Linked DNA regions of Homo sapiens: region 2 is linked to region 1. Evidence: chromatin loops called from intact Hi-C (ENCODE). Cell type or tissue: ascending aorta. All regions are shown on one strand. Each heading gives the region's core, and the rest is flanking DNA. Links, peaks and the distances in the headings are about the cores only.

Evidence for each region. Hi-C counts contacts between places; a loop is a spot of excess contacts. Peaks named below come from ENCODE experiments on the same cell type or tissue, not always from the same donor. Only the 100,000 strongest peaks of a DNase experiment are listed, where the experiment ranks them.
Region 2: it touches region 1 in a loop (2.7-fold over the local background); 5 of 110 quality-filtered maps call a loop at or near these places.

The regions. Positions count from the first base shown.
Region 1 is chr4:70,899,082-70,904,462 of GRCh38, forward strand. It overlaps MOB1B (MOB kinase activator 1B), which reads left to right and starts at 3,288. Exons shown (of 6, transcript NM_173468.4): 1 at 3,288-3,469. The coding sequence starts at 3,456. LOC124900711 (a long non-coding RNA gene) reads right to left here and starts at 3,150. Exons shown (of 2, transcript XR_007058132.1): 1 at 2,868-3,150; 2 at 139-636. RefSeq lists silencers at 3,108-3,257, 3,568-3,617. In ascending aorta, for the core only: a CTCF peak has its summit at 3,308; DNase peaks (open chromatin) are centred at 3,250 and 3,780; H3K4me3 peaks cover 3,036 bases; H3K27ac peaks cover 1,655 bases.
Region 2 is chr4:70,955,192-70,960,572 of GRCh38, forward strand. MOB1B (MOB kinase activator 1B) reads left to right here. Exons shown (of 6, transcript NM_173468.4): 2 at 3,683-3,849. Among named protein-coding and RNA genes, the nearest start is that of DCK, 36 kb to the right of the region's middle. In ascending aorta, for the core only: no CTCF peak of the experiment used is centred there; no DNase peak of the experiment used is centred there.

The DNA of each region.
Region 1 (5,381 bases), core at 186-5,185:
TTGACTAGGCTGATCTCAAACTCCTGCTTTCAAGTAATCCTCCGATCTCGGCCTCCCAAAGTGCTGGGATTATAGGTGTGAGCCATGGCATCAGGCCTCAAATGAATATATATACATATACATACACACACACACACATTTCCCTCTTTTTTTTTAATTTTACTTTAAGTTCTGGGATACATGTGCAGAAAGTGCAGGTTTGTTACACAGGTATACATGTGCCATGGTGGTTTGCTGTACCTATCAACCCCCATGGTGGTTTGCTGCACCTATCAACCTGTCATCTAAGTTTTAAGCCCCACATGCATTAGATGTTTGTCCTAATGCTTTCCTTCCCCTTGCCCCCCACCCCCCGACAGGCCCTGATGTGTGATGTTCCCCTCCCTGCGTCCATGTGTTCTCATTGTTCAACTCCCACTTGTGAGTGAGAACATGTGGTGTTTGCTTTCTGTTCCTGTGTTAGTTTGCTAAGAATTATGGTTTCCAGCTTCATCCATGTCCCTGCAAAGGACATGAACTAATTCTTTTTTATGGTTGCATAGTATTCCATGGTGTATATGTGCCACATTTTCTTTATCCAGTCTCTCGTTGATGGGCATTTGGGTTGGTTCCAAGTCTTCGCTACGGTAAATAGTGCTGCAATAAACAAACATGTGCATGTGTCTTTATTCAAATGAATATTTAAAGAGCATATGCCCACTCATGTTCTGTTCTATTCTGTACATGTTACAGTATAATTTCAATTCTTTGAAAAGTTGGATAGAACAAAAATTTTAATAATCTTGCTTCATAAACAAAAGGTTATTAGATTTTGGTCAGAAGAGATGATAATTATAAATATCTATTTGAATATAAACTCTCTTTGATTCTGAAATTCCCAATGTTTTTGATATGCTGAATAATTTTATATGACAGACATCATTTGATTTAAAGTCTAACCTGGAATCATATTGTATATTATTAACCTGACACCTCCCTCACATTTAGGACCAGTATATTTACGTTTTATTGGATGTTAATTCCAGGCAACTCTCCTAGTGGTATGATAAAGAAATACTCAGAAGGTATTTTTGCAGATTCTTTCCTCTGCCAGTTTTCCCTTATTCAGTGTCACAGGATACATCTAAATTATGTCAGACCAAAACTAAGGCTACCTAAGCCAAATCAGGGAGCAGTTTGGAAATGTGTGCCAGTCATTTGAAGGATGCCCCTGGCAGGAGAGAACTTTAGAACTGGAAGATATTTTAGAGATCATGTAATGATAGAAGGCTCCCATTTTAAATGGGCTAAAACTGAGGCTATGACAGGTCAACTCACTCTTTCCAAAGATAATCAGTAATCTGGTAATGCAAGTCTTACTTTCAGAAGACCCTTACAAGAATCATACAGGGCTGGGCGTGGTGGCTCACGCCTGTAATTCCAGCATATTGGGAGGCCAAGGCAGGCAGATCACGAGGTCAGGAGTTTGAGACCAGCCTGGCCAACATAGTAAAACCCCGTCTCTACTAAAAATTCAAAAATTAGCCAGGTGTGGTGGCACAGGCCTGTAATCCCAGCTACTTAGGAGGCTGAGGCAGAATTGTTTGAACCCAGGAGGCAGAAGTTGCAGTGAGCCTAGTCCAGAAGTTGCACCACTGGACTCCAGCCTGGGTGACAGAGTGAGACTCCGTCTCAAAAAAAAAAAAAAAAAAAAGAATTATACAGTAAGTCAGTACCATATCAATATTTGGAGCACAGGGTTTTATACCATAAATCTATTATTTTCATTCAGATAAATCCTCCTCTTTCTTCTTTTTGGGGAATCTTTTAAAAAATTTTTAATTTAATTTGAAGTTCCAGGATACATGTGCAGGACGTGCAGGTTTGTTACATAGGTAAACGTGTGTGCCATGGTGGTGTGCTGAACCTATCAACTTATCACCTAGGTATTAAGCTCTGCATGCATTAGCTATTTATCCTGATCTGGTAATCTTTTGAGTCTGTAAGTTTTCTCATTCCAGTAACCTCTGCTGTTCCTGAGATAGTGCAAGATTCTAGTATTTTCTTCTATTAAAAAATTTTTTTTTTGAGACGGAGTCTAACTCTGTCACCCAGGCTGGAGTGTAGTGGCATGATCTTGGCTCACTGCAACCTCTGCTTCCTGGGTTGGAGCAATTCTCCTGCCTCAGCCTCCCGAGTAGCTGGGATTACAAGTGTGTGCCACCATGCCCGGCTAATTTTTGTATTTTTAGTAGAGACGGGGTTTGGCCATGGTCTTGAACTTTGGCTGGTCTTGAACTCCTGACCTCAGGTGATCCACCCACCTCGGCCTCCCAGAGTGCTGGGATTACAGGCATGAGCCACTGCGCCCGGCCTAAAACGTTTTTTTTTTTTTTTTTTTTTTTTTTTTTTTTTTTTTTTACCACTTTACCAACGTGCCAAATAATAGTGCATATATGCAGTATAATACATTTCATATCTGCACCTACTTCAAAGTGTATTCTGCCCTTTGGGATAAGCCAAAGGTGAGCTAATATCTGCACATGATTTGTTTTGCTCAGATTCTCTTTGAAAACTTGTAGATTTGATGGGTGTTGTGAGTAAAGAAGACGGACATCTCTTCGATACCCGTATTTCCCTCCTAAATTGGTAATGCTGTGGTGACATATTCAAGGTATGTGAAGGATTCTTAAACAGAATATAAAGGCTTGCCCTGGGCCCCATAACCCTGTGAGAATAAAAGTCCCTTTGTAAGTGGGTCTGAATAGCTTCTAGCTTCTAGGATGTTCTGTGCATTAGAATGCTTACAAGCTTTGGCCCCCTAAGTGGTTACACCGATGACCACCCTATCATGCTGGGTTCCGTGGTGAACTGAGAGATGCCATTACCTTTCACCGCCCTTGGCCGGACACTCACGGTGGGCCTAACTCCGGTGGTAATTCCATCCCTCACTGCGGGACCTTGACATCCCCGAGCTGAAGCCCACTTCCTCCCTGACCTCTGGAGCCCAGCTGAGCGGCTCCGAGAGCTCTGCCATGACTCCTAACCGGGTGGACAGGGGGGCCGGGCAGCCGCGGCGCACACGCTGGGCGTCGTCCCTAGCAGCAGAGGAGACCAGAAGGTGAGAGTCCCCATGCCGCAGCCGGAGGGCCGGGGTGGGCTTGCACCGCTATCGCGAGAGCTCGTGAGGTGGGGGCGGCGGGGAGCTGGGGAGGGGCTCGCGGAGAGCCTGCCCCGCCTCCCTTTCCTTCCCCTCCCCTGGAGTGATTCAAGACGAGCGCTACCCACTTCCGCCCCCTCCCCCTGCCATTGGAACTAGCTGAGCCGAACTAGTTGCGGCCACCGAGCAGCCGGCTCTCGGCACCTCCTCCTCCGCCTCCCTGTCTCCTGTTCCATTCGCCTTTCCTCTTCTTTCCTGGCCCACGCCGCTCCGAGGCCTCGCGACCGCCGAGCCTGCAGCCTGCCCCGCGGCCAACATGAGCTTCTTGTTGTGAGTAGCCAGGCCCCGCACGCGCCGGCTTTGTTCGGGTGGACCTGGGCCCCCGCCCGCCGCCCGCCGCCCGTCGCCCGCCCTCGTCCCGACCCTCCTGGCCCAGCGCTCCCGGGGCCCGGCGTCACCACCAAGCGGGGCCCCGGGACTGCGCGGAGCGCTCGGACTACCTAACCGCCGCCTCCCCATAGGGCTTCGAGTACTCGTGGGCTCCTGCAGCCCTGAGGAGGTTCTTCCCCCCCGGCACACCCCGGGGCCAGCGCCTGGATTCCTTCATCACCCCCGTCTCTGCCTTCGCTCGCATTCCCGGGCTTGTTTGTGCGCTTCTCGTGGGTATCTCCCACTCGCCTGCACAATCCGTATCCAAGCGGTGCTCGGTTGAATGGCTCCGTCGCGGCTGCCCATTGCTCTTTTCTGGGTCCCAAGCACAGAAGATAAGACTGTCGTACTTTCCCCTGTCATCCCAGGACCCTTTTAACTTCCTCTCTCGTCTTAGGGCTGGGAAGTTGGGATGACAAGTTCTGTAGATGTAACACTGAAACAAGGCTACTTGCGGGTCGGGATCCCTTGGACACAGACGGGGGTCCCTGAGAAAGGGGTCTGGAGCCGCCCCCTTGCTTCCTAGAGGCGCCCTTCCTCCCAGAGGACTTCCCTGAAGAGGATGAGTTTTATCTTTTTAGACAACCAGCAAATAGGTTTTGGATAGTGTGCCCTGCCTAGGTTGATTAGGTCCACTGGGGAGTTGTTTTGAAAATCATTTGTAAATGCCAACTTTGGCGTCATGTTTAGTGCTGGTCATTATTTCACTTACTTATCGTTTGTTCCAGACGAGTGGAGGGGAACGTGGAGGGGGAAGGGCAGAAGGATGGGATGGCCAGATGTGGATATGGAGGCAGTAGATAAGCCTCAGGTCCTCTGAAAACAGGGGTTACAGCCTGAGGAATAACTCCTTTGAAGGCTTCGTTGTGATGCACTCATTCCATGTTTAGTCTGTGTTTAGAAAACTAATAAAAAACTTAGAAGTTGAAACTCACCCATATACTGTTTTACTGTTGTGGAGAAATTAGCATTTAAAGGATATTTTCTTAAGATTTCTCTTCTTTCCTTGCCTAATAATTTTTAGTCATTACATTGACGTCTGAATACTGAGAATTTAATTCACTCTTATTTTCACATGCTCACATCTAGAATTTTTTTTTTTAGGGTGTTTAAGCAAAACTGAACAAGGCTGACCTAGGGGCAGACTTGATATTTCCAATATGCATAGGGGACCTGGCTTGTGTCAACTTGCCTAAAACCTTTAAACGGAAAGGGATTTCTTAGGCTCCTCCTAGAAGTTGATTCTGAGTTTGTCGGATTGGCATAGGGCTAGATGACAGGACTGGGTGATTTTATAAAAAAGTCCTTGTTTCTTATTTTAGTTCTTTTTTTTTTTTTTTTTTTTTTTTGAGACGGAGTCTCCGCTCTGTCACCAGGCTGGAGTGTGTAGTGGCGTGATCTCGGCTCACTGCAACCTCTGCCTCCCGGGTTCAAGCGATTCTCCTGCCTCAGCCTCCTGAGTAGCTGGGACTACAGGCCCGCGCCACCACGCCTGGCTAATTTTTGTATTTTTAATAGAGATGGGGGTTTCACCATGTTGGCCAGGCTGGTCTCGAACTCCTGATTTCAAGTGATCTGCCTGCCTTGATCTCCCAAAGTGCTGGGATTACAGACGTGAGCCCACCGTGCCTGGGCAGTTTCTTGTTTTAGTTCTAATCACCATATTCAGGTATCTCAACTTGAAGCTTCTCATCTTGAGCTTAATTTTACATTGCTAATGTTTGATTGTTTTCAAGAATTTAGAAGCTGTATTCAAAATAGCACTGTAGATGATATCCATGACTACTGCTGATGGGCTTGTGTCTAGTAAGCT
Region 2 (5,381 bases), core at 181-5,180, 56 kb after region 1:
CTCTGGGGGAGGTGAGGCTCGGACTTACCTGAGTGCAGACACAGCTGAGGTCCTTGTAGTTCTCATGTACTCTTGCCAGCCATTTTCAGAGCTGCTTGTCACATCTTCAGTTGCTGCAGCCATCTCAGCCGTGTGCTAATTAAAGGAAATATACTTAACACTTTGTCTGAAGATTTGCACCACATTAGTTATAGGAGACCTCTTTTCCTAATTAATCACACATAAATTAGTAAAATGTCTTTTTTGTAAAATATGTTTGTGAAGTATGTGTCCTTTTTTTTTTTTTTTTTTTTTTGGGAGACGATGTCTTGCTTTGTCATCCAGGCTGGAGTGCAATGGCGTGATCTCGGCTCACTGCAACCCCCGCCTCCTGGGTTCAAGCGATTCTCCTGCCTCAGCCTCCAGAGTAGCTGGGATTATAGGTGCGCACCACCATGCCCAGCTAATTTTTGTATTTTTAGTAGAGACAGGGTTTCACCATGTTGGCCAGACTGTTCTTGAACTCCCAACCTCAGGTGATCCACCTGCCTCAGCCTCCCAAAGTTCTGGGATTACAGGTGGGAGCCACTGCGCCCAGTGAAGTATGTGTCTTATGCAAAATTTTGATAAAGGGTTAGAAAGAGGAAAATGAAGTAAGTTTCAAGCTTGGTAGGCATATGTCTATTTATATTATTACCATTTATATTTATATAAATAAATTTTTAAATTTCATTTTATTTTTATTTTTTGGAGGCAGAGCCTCACTGTGTTGCCTAGGCTAGTCTCAAACTGCTGCCCTCTAGCAATGCTTCTGCCTCAGCTTTCCCAGTAGTTGGGACTACAGGCGTGTACTGCCATACCTAACATTTATATTTTTATAATTATATTTTAGAGATGCTGGGAGCAAATTTGGTGTTTATTACATTGTCTCATTAAACTGAAGAATTTCTGCACTCTAGTGTGGGCCTAGAGCTTGACTATATCTAATATTTGACCTTTGGATTTACACTTTTGCACTGGAAAGTCGCTGAGTTGTTCTAAGCAGAGATGTATCATAATCTAATGAGTGTTTTTATTTTTAAATTTTTTTCTTTTAGCTCCTGATTCTCTGGTTGAAAAAAAATTTTAAATATATTTTTTAGAGAGGGAGCCCCACTGTGTTGCCCAGATTTGTCTTGAACTCCTAGGTTCAGGCGATCCTCCCACCTCGGCCTCCCAAAGTGCTGGTATTACAGGGAAGAGCCACTGTGCTGGGTCAATTTTTTATTTTTATTTTTCTGGACAGGGTTTTGCTCTATCACCCAGGCTGGAAAGCAGTGGCGTGATCTTGGTTCACTGTAGCCTTGACTTCCTGGGCTCAAGTGATCTTCCCATCTCAGCCTCCTGAGTAGCTGGGGTTACAAGCATGCACCACCACACTTGGTTAAGTTTTGTATTTTTTGTAGAGACAGTTTCACCATGTTGCCCAGATTGGCCTGGGCTCAAGCAATCTGCCCGCCTCGACCTCCCAAAGTGCTGGGATTATAGGTGTGGGCCACTGTGCTCAGCCCTGTGATGAGTGTTTTTAAAGTGATCCTTTTGCTGTTGAGTAGAGATAGGAGAGGGTGTGTGTTATGAGGAACATCGGTTTAATTCTAATTAAACACCTATGGAGAGACCTACATTTAAATGAGAATGCTAGTACTTTAGAATGAAAAATACCTGTTACTTGAATTGTATATTCAGGTTGACTGATAGATTCTTACTTTATTTCAAGATCCTCAGTACTTTTTGACAGCTCCTCAGATGATTATAGTAATGCAGCCAGGGGTTGAGAACTACTGGTTTATCTTAGGGAAAGAGGGAGGGATTGGGGTTGGGGGTGTAAAGTTGAGAGGAGGTAGAGTGAAAAGCTTTGGAGAGTTTGGAAAGTGTAACCATTGTTTATGTGTTTTTTTTTTTTTTTTGGAATTCCACTTCCGTATTCATATGTTCAAATGCCTAGATGTTTTTGATGATGTGAATTTAATAACATTAAAGTTTTCCCACTTCTCGAGCTGAGATCGTGCCTCTGCACTCCAGCCTGGGTGACAGAGCGAGACTATGTCTCAAAAAAAAAAAAAAAAAAACAGAAAAAAAAAAGTTCCCACTTCTCCAGCCTCTTTTTTTCCAGTCTGTTCCTTTTCATGAGAAGTGAAGGAGAATAATGGACAGGGGTGACCCCTAATTTGATAAAAATTTGCTAGTATTAACAGAAGATTTAAAAATCGCTCGCTCTCTCTCTCTTTTTTTTTTTTTTTAAAGAGGCAGGCCTCATTCTGTTGCCCAGGCTGGAGTAGAGTGGCATGATCATTGCTCACTGCAGTCTTGAACTCTTTGGGCTTAAGCTATCCTTTGGCTTCAGCCTCCTTAGTCCCTAGCTGGGACTACGGGCTGCACCATCACACCTGGCTTAATTTTTAAACATTTTTTTAGAGATGGAGGGAGTCTCATGCATTGCCCAGGCTGGTCTCGAACTCCTGGCCTGATGCAATCCTCCTGCCTCTGGCCTCCCAAGTAGCTGGGATTACCAGTGTAAGTCACCACACTCAGCTCCCTGCCTTATTTTTTTTTTTTTTTTTTCAAGAGATGGGGGTCTTGCTATGTTGCCCAAGGGGGAGTGCTGTGTCTATTCACAGGTGTGATCATAGTGCACTACAACCTCAAGGGATCCTTCCACCTCAGCCTCTTGAGTAGCTGGAACTAGAGGTGCCCAGCTCTCTTAAAAACTATTAAAACCACCTTGAAGCCTAGTTTCAGTTGATCCATTAAAAAATATTTATGTGTATATATACACATACACATAGGCTGTGTGTGTTTGTGTCTGTGTCTCTGTGTGTGCTTAAGCATTCAGAAATTGGAGCAAACCAGCCACACGAATGTCTAGCTACTTAACTGCTTAACCAGAATTCTGGACTAAAATTGATTACTGATACTTCCTATAATTGGGTAGAAAAACATGTAGCTTTTCTTTTCTTTCTTTTTTTTTTTTTTGAGACGGAATCTCACTCTGCCGCCCAGGCTAGAGTGCAGTGGCACAATCTTGGGTCACCACAACCTCTGCCTCCCGAGTTCAAGCGATTCTCCTGCCTCAGCCTCCTGAGTGGCTGGGATTACAAGGACCCGCCACCATGCCTGGCTAATTTTTTTGCATTTTTAGTAGAGATGGGGTTTCGCCATGTTGACCAGGCTGGTCTCCAACTCCTGACCCTTGGGTAATCCGCCTACCTCTGCCTCAAAGTGCTGGGATTACAGGTGTGAGCCACTGTGCCTGGCTGAACATGTAGCTTTTTTTTCTTGTTCCAGGATTTTTATGTTTTATTGATATCAAATTGTATCTCTATATTTCTTTTAAGAAGGAAACAAATTTATTTTATTAGAATGAGAGACTTAGAATAGGAGTGAAAGGAATACAATAACTAAAACATCATGGAAGTACTTTTTTGTTTTTTCATTAATTTATTGAGAAGAGGTGTTAGTTACAGCTTAAAAATTTTTCTTTTTGTGAGTTAACTAGACACAGCAGAGAAAGTTTGTAGGAGTTTTGGATGGAGAGCACAGTAGTTACAGCAATTCTATTGCTGGGATTTAAGCCAATACAGTTTAGGTCTAATGCTTGGTGAATGACTCTATTGAATGTCATGCCTTAAATATTAAACCCTTTTTTTTTCTTTTCTATTCATAGTGGTAGTCGCTCTTCTAAAACTTTTAAACCAAAGAAGAACATTCCAGAGGGTTCTCACCAGTATGAGCTCTTAAAACACGCAGAAGCCACACTTGGCAGTGGCAACCTTCGGATGGCTGTCATGCTTCCTGAAGGGGAAGATCTCAATGAATGGGTTGCAGTTAACAGTAAGTAGCCTTTTTATTTCTCAGTAGCCTGTGAATTAGGGTAATAGCCTCATTGTTGGTGAGTGTTGGTGCTGTCCATTCTAGGATTTAGTTAGTAAGCTAATATCATAAAAGAGTGATATCTCAATCTAACTTTAACCTTCATGTTACTTTATTTACTTTATTATTATTACTTTTTGAGACAGGGTCTCACTCAGTCACCCAGGCTGGAAGGCTGGAGTACAGTGGCTCAGTTATGGCTGACTGCAGCCTTGAACTCCTGGGCTCAAGCAGTCCTCCCACCCTCAGCCTCTAGCGTAGCTGGGACTGTAGGCACATACCACCCTGCCTGGCTCATTTACAAACATGTTTTAGTAGAGATGGAGTTCTCACTATGTTGTCCAGGATTGTCTTGAACTCCTGACCTCAAGTGATCCTTCTATCTCAGCCTTTCACGGTGCTAGGATTACAGGCACTAGTCACCACATCCAGTCCTTGTTATTTTATTTCTGAATATGGAATTTTATGAAATCTTGTTTCCTATTTTAATACAAAGCATAGATTTACTATCTTCATTATAATAATTTTTCATGTGTCAAACACTGTATAGACATACCACTCTCCTTTCTACGTGGATGATTTTATTTTATCTTTATAACCTTATGATGTAGGTATGATTATTATTTCGGTTTAATAGATTAAGTTGAGACAATTAGTAACTTGCCTAGGTCATATAGCTATTAAATGGAAGAACCTGGGATCAAATATACAGCTATAGAATTTCAGAGTCTATAGAGTCAACCACTATACTAAATTGCCTTTCTCAGTGGCATACTCAGTTATTTGTCTAATTGTGCTTTTTTTATTTTTATTTTTATTTTGAGATCGACTCTTGCTCTGTCGCCCAGGCTGGAGTACCAGTGACATGATCTCGGCTCACTCCAACCTCTGCCTCCTGGGTTCAAGCGATTCTTCTGCCTCAGCCTCCTGAGTAGCTGGGATTATAGGCACGCACCACCATGTCCGGCTAATTTTTGTATTTTTAGTAGAGATGGGATTTCACCATGTTGGTCAGGCTGGTCTCGAACTCCTGACCTTGTGATCCACCCACTTCAGCTTCCCAAAGGGCTGGGATTACAGGTGTGAGCTACCACGCCCGGCCAGTTGTGCTTATTTTTTAAAAAAAGATATCAAGTAGTCATCTTATGAAATTAGTAAAATATATTTATGAGATGTTCTTAACTCCTACAGAGAATAACGTATGAATAGTAATTATATTCTTGGGAATTAAGCCAGAGAAAGTTGAGGAATAAAAGCTTCAGCGTTTTTCAACATTAGTGAAAAAAATAGTAATAATAGAATTTTATAATTAAAGGAAATTTATTTGAATTTAGTAAAAATAAAATGAAATTTCATTGAAAGCATACACAAAATGTCTAGGCTTTAAGGAAATGCAAAACAGTATTTTTCTTATATTTAATGGCCTCTTATTATAATTTGAACTATGTCATGGGATTTATAAATTGAGCTGCCCCCCTCTAATACCTTTTAGG